Linked DNA regions of Homo sapiens: all the other regions are linked to region 2. Evidence: chromatin contacts called from ENCODE Hi-C or POLR2A ChIA-PET data. All regions are on one chromosome and are shown on one strand. The core of a region is the stretch at or near the end of the contact, and the rest is flanking DNA. Distances in the headings are between cores, read along the strand shown. Region 1 has its middle 73 kb from the start of SIAH1. Region 2 has its middle 6.9 kb from the start of C16orf78. Region 3 holds the start of N4BP1 (NEDD4 binding protein 1).

The links. Hi-C counts contacts between places; a loop is a spot of excess contacts on that map. ChIA-PET counts read pairs that join two places held with the same protein, here RNA polymerase II (POLR2A). Pooled maps may share reads with other maps.
Region 1: a loop to region 2 is called in a pooled map, with 19 times the contacts of the local background. The contact joins two enhancer-like sites. A Hi-C loop is called at or near these places in 2 of 37 single-sample maps with no recorded cell type and 3 of 50 pooled maps. POLR2A ChIA-PET finds 5 or more read pairs at or near these places in 1 of 52 experiments (PC-3).
Region 3: a loop to region 2 is called in a pooled map, with 7 times the contacts of the local background. The contact joins the promoter of N4BP1 here to the enhancer-like site in region 2. A Hi-C loop is called at or near these places in 2 of 37 single-sample maps with no recorded cell type and 2 of 50 pooled maps. POLR2A ChIA-PET finds 5 or more read pairs at or near these places in 1 of 52 experiments (OCI-LY7).

What each region holds. Positions count from the first base shown.
Region 1 is chr16:48,457,236-48,460,113 of GRCh38, forward strand. No RefSeq gene overlaps it. Among named protein-coding and RNA genes, the nearest start is that of SIAH1, 73 kb to the left of the region's middle. Within about 2 kb of position 1,281, at least 10 of the 41 ENCODE cell types and tissues checked have a DNase peak (open chromatin) inside an H3K27ac peak, as active enhancers do.
Region 2 is chr16:49,365,524-49,368,303 of GRCh38, forward strand. No RefSeq gene overlaps it. Among named protein-coding and RNA genes, the nearest start is that of C16orf78, 6.9 kb to the right of the region's middle. Within about 2 kb of position 1,293, at least 2 of the 41 ENCODE cell types and tissues checked have a DNase peak (open chromatin) inside an H3K27ac peak, as active enhancers do; they include OCI-LY7, where a contact is called at or near this core.
Region 3 is chr16:48,608,843-48,611,642 of GRCh38, forward strand. It overlaps N4BP1 (NEDD4 binding protein 1), which reads right to left and starts at 1,338. Exons shown (of 7, transcript NM_153029.4): 1 at 933-1,338. The coding sequence starts at 1,130. LOC124903687 (a long non-coding RNA gene) reads left to right here and starts at 1,468. Exons shown (of 2, transcript XR_007065063.1): 1 at 1,468-1,676; 2 at 1,813-2,371. RefSeq lists enhancers at 469-518, 1,469-1,518, 1,529-1,608 and a silencer at 829-1,428.

The DNA.
Region 1 (2,878 bases), core at 31-2,530, 910 kb before region 2:
AGACTATTTTGTAAATATGCACGAGGTTTCTGCTGAAAACTCTAGCACAGTGTTGAGAAGATGGTGGAGATTTGTAAGCAGGGCTAGGACCCCAGCCTGTGTAAGAAAGGGACAAAGGTAAGATTTTTTTTGGTTATTTGTGCATCTATAAGTGTATTTTTAGATTTACCAAAGACTGGTGTGTATAAGCTACATTCATTAAAAAAAAGCTTATTTAGGCCGGGTGCAGTGGCTCACACCTGTAATCTCAGCACTTTGGAAGGCCAAGGTGAGAGGATTGCTTGAGTCCAGGGGTTCAAAAGCAGCCTGGGCAACTTAGTGAGACCCCATCTGTACAAAAAAAACAAAAACAAAAACAAGCAACAAAAAACCCCACGCTTATTTATTGAACATAAACATAGAGAAGGCATAACTTGATGAGTTTTCTCAAAGCGAGCACCCTCATGTGATGCCCAGTCAGATGCACAAATTTGTGGGAGCCCAGAAGCTGGTCTCTTGCACCCTCAGCCACTTTTCTTCTCAGGGGACCACTCTTCTGACTTCCGACACCAGAAATGAGTTTGATTTTGTTTGAACTTTACATCAGTGGAACCATAAAGCATGGCCTCTTTTATGTTTAGCTTCTTTCACTCAACATTATGAAATGCAGCTGGGTGTACTAGCTGTCCCTCATATTCCTTTCTGCATAGTATTTTATTGTACGAATATACACACATTGTTGATCTATTTTTCTGTTTATGACTATTTGGATTGTTTTCATCTTTGTCTATGAAAAACGATGTCACTGTAGATATTCTCACACATGCCTTTTCGTGTGTAAATGTGCCAGTTTTATTAGGTATATACCTAGCTGGTTAAAGGGTTTATTTACATTTAGCCTTTTGTTTTTTTTCTTTTTTGAGACAGAATCTCACTCTGTCGCCCAGGCTGGAGTGCAGTGGCACAATCCTGGCTCATTGCAACCTCTGCCTCCTGGGTTCAAGCGATTCTCCTGCCTCAGCCTGCAGAGTAGCTGGGACTACAGGCACCCGCCACCACGCCCAGCTAATTTTTGTATTTTTAGTAGGACGGGGTTTCACCATGTTAGCCAGGCTGGTCTCAAACTCCTGACCTCAAGTGATCCACCCATCTTGGCCTCCCAAAGTGCTAGGATTACAGGCGTGAGCCACTGTGCCTGGCCACTTACATTTGGCTTTGATAGTGCCAAACCATTTTCCAAAGTTGTACCAGATTACATTTCTACCAATGGTGTTTGGGAGTTTCAGTTCCACCACATATTTGCCAGCAAGTGACGTGTCATGTCAATTTTGAGTATACTGGTGGGTGGATATCTCACTGTGGTTTTAACTTGTGATTCACTGATGACTAATGAGGATTAACACTTTTTAAACAAGTTTCTTGGCCATTTGTCTGGAACATCCTTTGTGTTCTAGACATTTGCTTTTTTTCTGTTGAGTTGTTAATCTTTTTCTTATGAATTTGCAGTTCTTTATGCATTTTGGATATTAGATCTTTGTCAGTTATATGTATTGCAAAAATATTTTTAAAAATATTTATTTATCTATTTGTAGAGAAAGGGTCTTGCTATGCTGTCCAGGCTGGTCTTAAACTCCTGGGCTCAAGCGATCCCTCTGCCTTGGCCTCTGAAAGTGTTGGGATGATAGGCATGAGCCACCATACCCAGATGCAAGAAATCTTTTCCCATTCCAATAGCTTTCCTTTTTACTCTCTTAATAGTTTGTTTGATAAACAGATACTCTTTAATATAGTCCAATTTATCTACTTTTCTTTTATGATTTGTGCTTCTTCGTGTCCTGCTTAATACATTTTGCCTAAAATAAGGACATAAATATATTTTTCTACGCCAGTTTCTAAAAGCTTTATTGTTTCACCTTTCACATTCAGCGCCTATCTGGATTTGATTTTTGTGTATGGTATGAGATAAGAGTCAAGATTCACTCTTTTTCCTCCTATATGGTTATTCAGCTGACCCAGCACCACTAATAGAAAAGACCCACCTCTTCCCCGCTGTGCTAACGTGTTATTTTTTGTCTTGTCTGTATATGTGTGTGCTGTTTCTGGACACTCTGTTATTTCACATTGGCCTGTTTGCCTGTCTTTGCATTAATACTGGGCTATTTTAGTTATTGCCCAGTAGTACCCCCTTGTCTACAGTTCCTCTTTCCATGGTTTATGTTACTCAAGGTACAGAACAATGATATATTTTGAGAAGGAGAGACCACATTCGCATAACTTTCATTCCTATATATTGTTATAATTGTTCTATTTTATTATTAGTTTTTGTTGTTAATCTCTTAATGGGACCAATTTGTAAGTCAATTTTATTATAGGTATATAACAGAAAAAAAAAACCATAGTATATATAGGTTTTGCTATTATCTGTGATTTCAGGCATCCACCAGGGGTCTTGAAACATAACCCTCACAGATAAGAAGAAACTACTATGGTCCAAATCCTTCAACTTTGTTTTTATTTTTCAAGACTTTCCTAACTATTCTTGGCCCTTTGTATTTTCACATAAATTCCAGAATTGGTTTGTCCATTTCAACCTCCCTCATTCCCTTTCCCCTATACCCCTGCCACCACAAAAATCCGCTGGGATTTTAATTGTGATTGCTTTGAATCTATAGATCAAGTTAGGGAGAAGTGATATCTTAACAATACTATTTCTTTTCTTTCTTTTTTCTGAAACAGAGTCTCATTCTGTTGCCCAGGCTGGAGTGCAGTGGTACAACCCTGTCTCACTGCAACCTCTACCTGCTGGGTTCAAGCGATTCTCCTACCTCAGCCTCCTGAGTAGTCGGGATTGCAGGTGCCCGCCACTACGCCCGACTAATTTTTGTATTTTTGGTAGAGA
Region 2 (2,780 bases), core at 43-2,542:
ATGTTATGGGAAGAGGTGAAGGAGAGGGTGGTGGTCAAAAGGTTACTGATGACCACAGATATCTGTGCACCAGCAAGGGTAACTTTCACTGTCCTCGGTTAGGTCACGATGCTCCTGTAAATCTTTAACACAACAGTATTAACCATGTGTACACCCTCCTTATCTACTCAGGGGTTAGTTTTGGGAAGGGGCTATTGTCATCCTTGCTTTAAAGGTAAACTATGAGCTAAAATTCCTCCCTTACTTGGCTTGGCCTACATACAGAAGTAAGCAAAAGCAGGTAACCTAAAAGATAATCATCACCTAAGGAGGGAGATTAGAAGCAAAATAGAGTTAGTCATGCTAGACCTCCTTTTCACTGTTACAGTGGCAGGCGCCTACGCTGAAATGTCTTGTAAAGAAAGGATGTAGGTAAAATGATCTAGAAGACACTGATTGTGATACAGACAAAAGCAGAGAGCCAGAATACAAGGAGAGAAGGCACAACAGCTAGACAGACAGATGGACAGGAATGAGAGGGATGTGGAGCCCTCAGCCTTGGCTCCCATCTGTTTTGTTTCTGGTTCTAGTACCCTGAGGCCCAGCTGTGTACCCTGGAGCCTTGAGTTGTAAGATTATCAGTAAAATTTTCCAGTAGACATTTTGGGTGTGGGCTTTCCAGCCCAGTTCACACGGTATCATTACTTCTATGTCCTTGTGGAAACTTCCTTCCTTCTCAACAGAGAAACACTGTGTTGAGTTGTTAAGCAATAGCCTGCCCTCTCCTAGTGCTATTTTTACTTGGGCTAGTCTGAGTAGGTTTCTGTTCTCGGCATCTAAAAATGCTTTGACTAGTACAGATATTGATACAGTGATTCATTCTAACCTTAACTCAATGATTGATGCCCTCACTGGTTTTATCTACTCAATGTTTCATTTGAATAATTCAGTCATTCATTTACACATTGATTTGCTATTTGTTTATTATAGCAAAAAATAGTTGTCAAGCACCTTCTATGTGGCAGACCCTGTGCTTGACACCCCAGGTGATGTGGAAATGAACCAGGTGTGGTCTTTACTCTCAAAGCCTCATGAATAATAGCATGAATGGAATGCAATTAAGTATAAGGTAGACATTAATAAATATCAATGTTGTTAAGTCAAGTTTAGCCTAAAGCTCCCTCCTTACATATTTTAAGTTTTGGCCTAAACGTTTTTCTGTACATCATGAACTGTAACAAATGGAAGTGTAAACAGACCGTAGCCTACACTTGTGCCAATTACTGAGTTTTGGCAATCAAATGTAGCCAACTGTTCAAACCATATTCAAATAAGGCAAATGCCAACCTATAACCAACCCAGCTGTTTCTGTATTTCACTTCTGTTTTCTGTATGTTGCTTTCCTTTATCTGTTCATAAATCTTCTTCTGCCATGTGGCTGTGCTGGAGTCTTAGAGCCTACTCTGGCTTGGGAGGCCGCCTGATTCACAAATCCTTCATTGCTCAATTAAACTCTTTTAAATTTAATTCAGCTGAAGTTTTTATTCTATCAATGTGCATTGTACATTCAGTAGAAGGATTTCAGGATAAAAATTAGAAAATGTTTCTTGGAGAGACTAGGCCATAAAAGAGCTTCTACTTCAGTTTGAATTTGGAAATTAGAAAGAAGGAAAAATAAGAAAAGCCAGGGATATTTCTCAAGTTTAATAATAGCAGCCATTTGTGAAATGGGAGGGTATCTGAGAGATTAAAGAACCCAGATCATTGGAAGAAAGTTTCTACTCTTGGAGACATAACTAACATCATGGTTTGACTTTGATGCCTTCTAAATACACCCTTATCCCACAAGGCCAGGAGCCCAGCAAAAGTGCCTTCTAGTCCCTGGGCCAAGCCACTCCAGACCCACTCTGCCTCTCCTTCCCCTTGGGAAACTAACCTGGGCTTCTGTTTCCCTTCCACCACCAGTGTCTCTGAGGTGTTCTAGTCAGAAAAAATGTAATAAAGCTTTTCAGCCCAAGTTTAATATCCTTTGAGGAAAGTGCATTTCTCTTTCAAAGTTGATTTGTTTGCATGAATGTTCAGGGAAAAAATAGACCTTGGAAGATAAACTTTCAGCCATGGAAAACTTTCAAAACAGAACTTGCCCCCCACAAGAACTGCAGAAATAGAGTCTAGACAGTTTTGATTATGCTGTTAGTTTTCAGTGGGGTTGTACCATTCCCGAAAAGACATTTAGGAAATTTGGGGGATTACCTTTGTAAGCCAAAAATAAAATCCTAAGTCCCCCTAATTGACTGTACAGACCTCTCTGGGACAAGAGAAACCTGAAAAATTGAATTCCTGGCCTTGGTAAGAAGGAAGATTGAATACGCCTCAGTATAGTCCCTCCTTTATGGAGTTTAGGCACAACTGACCAGAATTAACATTAAAATAGAGATCCCAAGTTTCACAAAACAGATTCTTTGGCAATAAGATACCAAATTCCAGCCTGACGCTGGTATAGCATCACATGACAGATAGAAGACCCTGAAGGAAATGAAACTATTTTATCCCAAGAGATTTTTCTTTGACATATTTTGAAATGGCCCTGCAAAGCCATCTTTTGTAGGGGAACGCTTGCATCTGTAAAGAACCTCCGTTAATGCAGCCAGGCCTATCCCTGATCTAGAAGAAATTAGCTAAGAGTCAGATACCTTTTAAGGTCTACAAGAGACATTTACCATCTATTCTCTCTGAAGCCTGCTACCTGGAGACTTCATCTACATAACAAGAAACTTGGCTTCCACAACCCCCTATATCTT
Region 3 (2,800 bases), core at 88-2,587, 760 kb before region 2:
AACCTGTGATGTTCTTAAGCGTTATGTAAATGTTAGTTGTAGGTAATATCAATACAAAGAATAACGCTATTTTTTGTTAACATATTAAATATCCGGCCGGGGTGGCTCCCGCGTGTAGTCCCAGCACTTTGGGTGACCGAGATGGGAGGATGACTTGAGTCCAAGAGTTCGAGACCTGCCCGGGCAACATAGTGAAATCCCCTACCAAAAAAAAAAAAAAAAATGAGCCGGGCGTGGTGGCGCGCTCCTATAGTACTAGCTACTCGGGAGGCTGAGGTGGGAGGATCACTTGAGCCCGGGAAGTCGAGGCTGCAGTGAACTGAGACCGCGCCACACTGCACTCCACTGTGGGTGACAGAGTGAGACCCTGTCTCAAATAGAAAAAAATAGGTAAACATAAATCCTTTCTTTCTGACATTCTCCGAGCGTTTTATTACTATTAATAGTTTTTTTCCGATTCTCAAGAGGAACTGAGATCCCAAAAAGGCTCAGAACTGCAGTAGTGGAGGCCCGGGACTGGGGGATAAAGGCTTAGGTGGTGGACGAGGCTGCGGGCCCAGCAACAGGCCTTGCGTACCATCCTGGGGGCCGGGGAACTGACAACAACAGGCGACATGCGCAGCGCACCCGATCCGTGCCACACGCTGTGCCTGCGCTTCATACACATCCCCCACTTTCATCCTCGCGACAGCCCTCTGAGGTAGGTACTTTCGTCAGCGCCACTTTACAAATGGGGAAACTGAGGCTCCGGGGATCAAGCCGCTATCCAAGGTCACATGGCTCGCGAGCCGAAAAGGCACGTTCGCTGGCTCCCGAGACTGCGTTCCCAACCCAGGCGCATCGCGGCGGACGGCGGGGGCGGGGAGGAGCGGGAGCCCGGAGACCCGGACCGATCGAGGCCGCGGGCGCGCGGGGGCGGCGGCCGGACTCACCTTGGCGCTGTGCACCGCCTCCTGCGCCCCGCAGAGCTGCAGCCAGATGCGCGCGGGCAGCGGCTCCTCAGCCCCTAGCGCGCCGAGCACGGCTAGGCTCACGCCAAACAGGCCCTCGATACGGCCGCGGCTCTGCTCCAGCAGCTCCGCCTTCTCAGCTGGCGCAGTGAACTCGTCCAGCACCGCCCGGGCCGCCATGGCGGGCGCGGCCTCCCGCGGCGGCGCCGGGGGCCGGCGGCGGCGACGCCCCCTCAGCTTGCTGCCGCTGCTCCCAAGCCAGTCAGGCGGCGTCGGCCCTTCCCGGCCGCCTCGCCCCCGCCCGCGCCCCGCCGCCCGCCCTCAGGCCCGGCTATACCATCCCGCCACGACCGCAGCAGCTTGGCAATTGCTGGCAGCGAACCCCTCCGCCCCTTTGCCGCCGCCGCGGGCCGGGCCCCGCCGCCGCGCATGCGCCCCGGCCGCAGCCGTCATTGAGGCTCGCCGCCCCCTAGGGGAAGGGAGTAGGGTGAAGGCGACGGAAGTTGACGTCACCCTCAGTCGCCATGTTGGTTGAGAATAAAGGGATGGTTTTGGAGGCCTGGGCGGACTTCTTTGATGAGGGGAAACCGCTTTCGCGGGATCTGGTGGATGTAGATATATGGGTTTATAGTTGGGGAAACTTAATTGCCAGGAGGCGAGACTGAGAGTGTCACAGGGATTGGACTTGACCTCAGACATCTTGACGCTCAAACCAGGATTCTAGCAGTTGAGTTATTCAGTTTCACGTTAATCCACAGGCAGACGGGACTTTTCTTTCTCTGTTTCTTCCCTTCCTCCCTACCCTTTTACCTTCTTAGCTGCCCTTCTCACTTTTTTCTCTTTCCCTTTTTATTTCTTTCAGTAAAAATGGTAGCAAGAAGAGAAGAAAATGGGCATACTTACGGAGAATTGAAAATCAAAAAAATGATTAAGATAAATTCAAGAAGGCCGGGCGCGGTGGCTCACGCCTGTAATCCCAGCAGTCTGTGGGGGCAGAGGCGGGTGGATCACTCGAGGTCCGGAGTTCGAGACCAGCCTGACCAAAATGGAGAAACCCCCGTCTCTGCTAAAAAAAAAAAAAAAAAAAAAAAAAAAAAAAAAAAAAAAAAAAAAAATTAGCGCGGCGTGGTGGCACATGCCTGTAATCCCAGCTACTAGGGAGGCTGAGGCAGGAGAATCGCTTGAACCCTGGAGGCAGAGGTTGCGTGCGGTGAGCCGAGATTGCGCCATTGCACTCCAGCCTGGGCAAGAAGAGCGAAACTCCGTCTCAAAAAAAAAAAAAAAGATAAATTCAGGAGAGTGATTTCTTCTGTGAGGGAAGAAAGGGGATATGTTATGGGAGAAGCCCGAAAAGTGGGAGTTTGGGGGCTCACTCATGATCTTCCCTGGGACTGGAGCAAATAAACCCTAACCCCTCTCCAGGTCTGTTTTCTGATCTGTAAAATAAAAGAGTACACTCAGTTATCTCTAAGGCCTTTTCCAGGCCTTTATATTCTCTGAGTCCATGAAAACAGATTGTGGAAGATAAAGTGTTGGATTCCTTTCCTTCAGCTAAATATTGTGGCTATAGTAGATAGGGGCTCTGGGAATATTACCTCTCTCTGTTTTAATTTTTCATCTATAAAATGTAGATAATAATAGTACTTCCTATTGTGAATATTAATACAGCACCCAACACTGTAAGTGCTCACTGAACATTATTATTGCTAACTTAAGCAATATATTTAAGGCCTAATTTTCAGGGAAAATCTTTGTGTGGATTATGCAACCACAGTGAACTTGTGGGCCCAGGAGTCTGTGCCATCTGTGTACATCCCTGCTAGAGGAAAAAGAGGAGGAGCTAAAGATGC